Linked DNA regions of Mus musculus: region 2 is linked to region 1. Evidence: chromatin loops called from intact Hi-C (ENCODE). Cell type or tissue: heart. All regions are shown on one strand. Region 1 has its middle 3.6 kb from the start of Spsb1. Region 2 has its middle 48 kb from the start of Gm42354.

What was found. Hi-C counts contacts between places; a loop is a spot of excess contacts. Peaks named below come from ENCODE experiments on the same cell type or tissue, not always from the same donor. Only the 100,000 strongest peaks of a DNase experiment are listed, where the experiment ranks them.
Region 2: a loop joins it to region 1, with 7 times the contacts of the local background. A loop is called at or near these places in 27 of 42 quality-filtered maps.

What each region holds. Positions count from the first base shown.
Region 1 is chr4:149,957,370-149,959,869 of GRCm38, forward strand. No RefSeq gene overlaps it. Among named protein-coding and RNA genes, the nearest start is that of Spsb1, 3.6 kb to the left of the region's middle. In heart, no CTCF peak of the experiment used is centred here; a DNase peak (open chromatin) is centred at 1,422; H3K27me3 peaks cover 348 bases.
Region 2 is chr4:149,837,467-149,839,966 of GRCm38, forward strand. No RefSeq gene overlaps it. Among named protein-coding and RNA genes, the nearest start is that of Gm42354, 48 kb to the left of the region's middle. In heart, a CTCF peak has its summit at 1,396 (motif pointing right); a DNase peak (open chromatin) is centred at 1,395.

The DNA of each region.
Region 1 (2,500 bases):
GCCATTCTTTAAAGGGTACAGGGCCCTTGTCTTCTCTGAGGCCCCTTGCATTAAGACCAGCCTAGCGTAAACCCAAGAACCTTTGTTCACCCACTGGGTGTCCTTGACCAAGATACTTAACCTGCAGAGACTCGATTTGTTTGAAGTTAATTTTGTGTGCATGTCAGTATATGCAATGTACATGTGGATACAGCAGCGTGCCTACAGAGGTCATGACAACCTCAGGCACTGGTCCTCGCCATCCGCTGCATCTCAGACTCGGCTTTAGTGCTCACTGCTGCATACACCAGGCTAGCTGGCCTGGGCATGTTGTCGAATGTGGGGTTACAACATGAGTTCAAATCAGGTTGGGTCACCTATCCTCAAGAAGCCTACTAAGTTAATCCCAGCACTTGGGAGGCAGAGGCAGGCGGATTTCTGAGTTCGAGGCCAGCCTGGTCTACAGAATGAGTTCCAGGACAGCCAGGGCTACACAGAGAAAACCTATCTCAAAAAAACTAAAAAAAAAAAAAAAAAAAAAAAAAAAAAAAAAAAAAAAGAAGCCTACTAAGGTAGCCAAATTAAAAGTGGAAAGCAGCAGAAAAAGAAGATATATCTGGTGTGGTCACACTGGAGAGATCTCATAAATGCCACAAGTTCATCTGTGGGGTTGTGACGTGAGGTAGGGACCAAGAATACGCGTATCTAGGCAGTTACGGTCAAAATATGGTCCCGCTGGCCCATCATGGCTTGGGCTTCAGCCGCATCCCATAGGGAGGTCTGAGTTCTTAGAACTATGTGAAATCTTTCTGGGAGACAAGTTCCCCCTCTAGCCAGAGTCCTTTCTCCTGCCAGCATGAGATTCCTGGGGAAATTCCCATTTCTTTGGGGTCCATTATTTCAATAGTCTGACAGTCAAATTGAAAAATAAAAGTGTCTCTTTGGAATATTTTCATTTCTGCGAGGCCGGTTATAGGAGCTTCTCGGGAATCTCCAGTCCACGCCTCTCCCCCATGATCTGAGAAGTAGGAGTATGTAAATGAGATTATGCCGAGTGTTTGGAATTTTAACTCGGATGGTTGCGGGGTTCACTTTACCCAGCCGATTTGGTTTTGTTACCCATAGAACTGCTCTACGTGTTTCCCAGGGCTTGTAGAGACATGTTCTCATACATGTGTGCACTTATTTAACAAACATGAAATAAAAAGGGGGGTTGAGGAGCTTAAAGATTCCCAAGGATTTGTGAGACCAATCCATGACACAAAAGTGTTGCAAGTGCTACCAAGACCGAGAGAACAAACACGGGCATATTAGTACATGTAGGCCATCCCTTACCCATAACAGAAGACAGATCTCTCTCACAAGGTAAAACAAACTAGGCTCCATTTGTCCTTTGTGCCTGTGCTGATGCAGGATCACGTTGTTGAACAGTGACACCTGCTGGCCATATGTGGGATTGCAGTATAGCGATATCAAACATTCAGAGAAAAGGCTCCGGAACTTTATGCCAGGATTTGGGTGGTACCCAGGCTTGAAAGGAGCTCTTAAGACTCTGAGAAGATGTTAACAGAGAGATGGACATTCTGTGGCATGCAGCTAGTTGTTAGACTTCTTAGCTAGCATCACATAAACCTGGCCTTGCTGGCATGTACCTGTAAACTCAGCACTCGGGAGGTAGAGGCAAGAAGGTCAGAAGTTCAATGTTATGATCCTTTATAAAGTGAGTTCAAGACCAGCTTGGGCTTTTTGAGATTCCCAAGAGATGGGGATAGGGGGAGAGGGGATCTTCCGATAACCATTATTGCAATGGTTTTTGTTGTTTGTTTGTTTATAAGGATATACTTATTTTTATTTTATATCAATGAATGTTTTGCCTACGAGTCCACAAGCGTACTGTGTGAGTGCCTGGTACTGGTAGAGGCCAGAAGTTGGTGCCAGATCCCCTGGAACTGGGAGTTATGAACGGTTGTGAGCTGTCTGTCGTGTGGGTGCTGAGAGTTGAACCCATATCTTCTGAGAGAGCAGCCGGTGCTCTTAGGCACTAAGTTTACCTCTCCAGCTCCTACTGCAATATTTTCTGATAATTCTTCCACGAAAATAATAGCCAGTCGGCTGGGATGCTGTGCCTCTGTCAGATTGTCACTAGTAATGTTTGCCAGTCCTTCAGGGTATTTTCCCCATGGGATGGACGCCTTTACTGGAACAATAAATCTTTATTTAAACAGTGTAAACAAATACTTGCTGAGAGTATTTCTTCCTCTGGTCTCTTGATATTTTTTTAATTAAAATCTGAGGATCTTAATGGACATGTATTGAGCTCTTTTTTTTTTTTTTCTTTTCTTTCTATTATTTTTTAACCAGCTGAGTTCAGTTGGTGCTACCCGCTACAGTGTGGACTGATCACATTGGTTGGCTTACTCTTATACAGGGCTTGTGCAGGAACCACCGCGGCAGTGAGGTCATAGGCAGGGCAGCCATGCATGTCAAGAAGACAGCATTCCACCACACTCCTCCCGGTTCT
Region 2 (2,500 bases), 120 kb before region 1:
GATGTTTGTTTGTGTCCCCCCAGGAATAGTTCACAAAGACTCCCAAGGCTCTTCCCCACAGCCCCGTTTCTTGTTCTCAGTAAATATAGAAGGATTTGGTATTAGTTATTTCTCTCATTGATGTGACAAGATGCTTGGCATGAAGCCATGCAAGGAGGAAGGGTCCATCTTGGCTCACAGTTTGAGGATTACAGTCATCGTGTTAGGGAAGGCCGATGATGAACACAGACTCCCTTACAGTCCTTACCAGAGGTTTATTTCCAAGGCGATTCTAAATCCCAGCTGAGGAATGTTCCCATTTAACCACCACAGACCTTTTCAAGTCTGATGGCCAGTATTTTTAAACTTCAAGAAAAATAATGTACAAAATTGGGTGTATGAATACTGAAAGCCAACACACCCTGTGGGTTTTTTCTAGCGAGCCTATGCTAGGGCAGAATCCCATGGATTTCTGAGAGTTGTCTAATGGTCCTTCAGACTCTCTCTGAGGAGGAAGTGCTGGCCTCCTCCAGGTGTGAACATCAGGGCATAGTGAGGACTGTCTTCCCTAACCCTTCCAGCCACCAGGGATGACCCATCCAGAAATCTTGGGATGCTCATCCGGGGGAGTGGGGTTTGCCACGAAACCTATCACCTGCACGGTGTGTATAGCAGATCTCTAATGGCTCTCAGTTCCCACCAAGAGCACTCCATACCAAGGCTATGTGCTAACAGGTGTGTCATTGATGGAAGTCGATTTGGAAAGGCGTGCAAACCTGAGTCTGGAGAGATTCCAGCAGCGTGTGTACAGATGTGTACAGAACTCCCAGGAACTTCCTCTAGACATCCCACTGGGTCATGAAAGGATCAAATCTCTCTTTTGGCCTTTTGTGCACATTTCCTCTGCAGCCGGGGAAAGCCCTGTGTTGATGTGTAGAAGCCATGCTCTCTCTCAGATACTCTGAACCTCTCAATCTTCTGGGGACCAACCATTCAGCCATCCAACCTGTGTGCTTTTGTTATGGGAGTACAGAGATATGGGTTCAACTTCGATGATCCATGATGTCTGTGCAGACACAGCTTGGTAGGAAACCCATGGCCCCTGTGGCAATGTCTGGGTAGGACAGAGGAGGGACTCTTTTCCTGCGACTGTGGGCGGCTCCTGGGAACAAGAGGCCTTCAGTCTCCTGACTTTCCTTTGGCCTCAGCCCTTGTAGAGTGTGTTCATCTCTCTCTCTCTCTAAGATGGACACCTCCCTCTTTTCTTGGATGGAATCTATATCATGTCTAAGTGGCTCCATCAGGGAAGGTGTGAGCTCTGAGTGGCCACAGGAGGAACTATGGATCTTGTTCTTCCCCATGGTGGGGCTAGGTCCCCTCAGTGGGATGCCCTCTGGGTGCATTTGGTCCTATTCTCACCAGAGGGCGCCACGACCCTCCTTTATCACTGTCCTGACCTCTGTCCAGGCACACCTTCACTGGTGAGTCTCACAGTTCAGAACGCCAAAGCCTAGCCTTCACCATTCCTACCAGAGAGCCAAATGATCTCCTTAGGGGGAACTGACTTTTCTTTGGGAAAATGAGCAATTTTTGAGTTTGGCAACATCCTCAATATCAGTATAACAGGAACTGACCTCTCTCCTGTATTTCCATTTCAATTTAGGTCTAAAAACCAGCCCCAGCCCCTTCGAGGACAGCATGGGACTCTGCATGATTAAGAGACTCCCTGGGGGTCAGGCACGATGGTGCATGCTTGAAATCCAGGCAGCTGTACTCAGGAGGCGCACGAGTTCAAGGTTATCCTAAGACATAGCAAGTTTGAGGCCAGCCTGGGTTACATGAGACTGTCATAAAACAAACACCCAAACCTGCCAGAGATTAAAACAAGATAAAAGACCCCCTCCTCCAAAAAAACAAAAACAAAAACAGCCTCTCAAGACATGGCCCTGGCAGAAAGCTGTTGGGTACCACTCTCAATCAGACTGACGCAAGCTGCCATCCCGACAGTGGGGCACCTTCTCTTAGGAGGTAGTTTTCTTTTTTGGTCACTGTTAGTTGTTAAGTAGGAGACGGCAATTAAGGCCTTTAAGCCAACACAGATGGGGCTTACTCCGCATTGGTACCAGACAGAGGAGGGTGGCCTGGTGAAAGAATTCCTCCAGTCACAGATCATGCTGTCTACAGGACCCCATGAGTGAAGGATGCCCAGAAGAGCATTTGGGAGAACTAAATATATATAACATACGTGTGTGTGTGTGCATGTTTGGGTGTGTGGGAAGTGTCAGTGTGTGTGTGTGTGTGTGTGTGCATGTTTGGGTGTGTGGGAAGTGTCAGTGTGCGTGTGTGCATGTTTGGGTGTGTGGGAAGTGTCAGTGTGTGTGTGTGCATGTTTGGGTGTGTGGAAAGTGTCAGTGTGTGTGTGTGTGTGTGTGTGCGCATGTTTGGGTGTGTGGGAAGTGTCAGTGTGTGTGTGTGTGTATGTGTGTATGTGCGTGTGTGTGCATGTTTGGGTGTGTGGGAA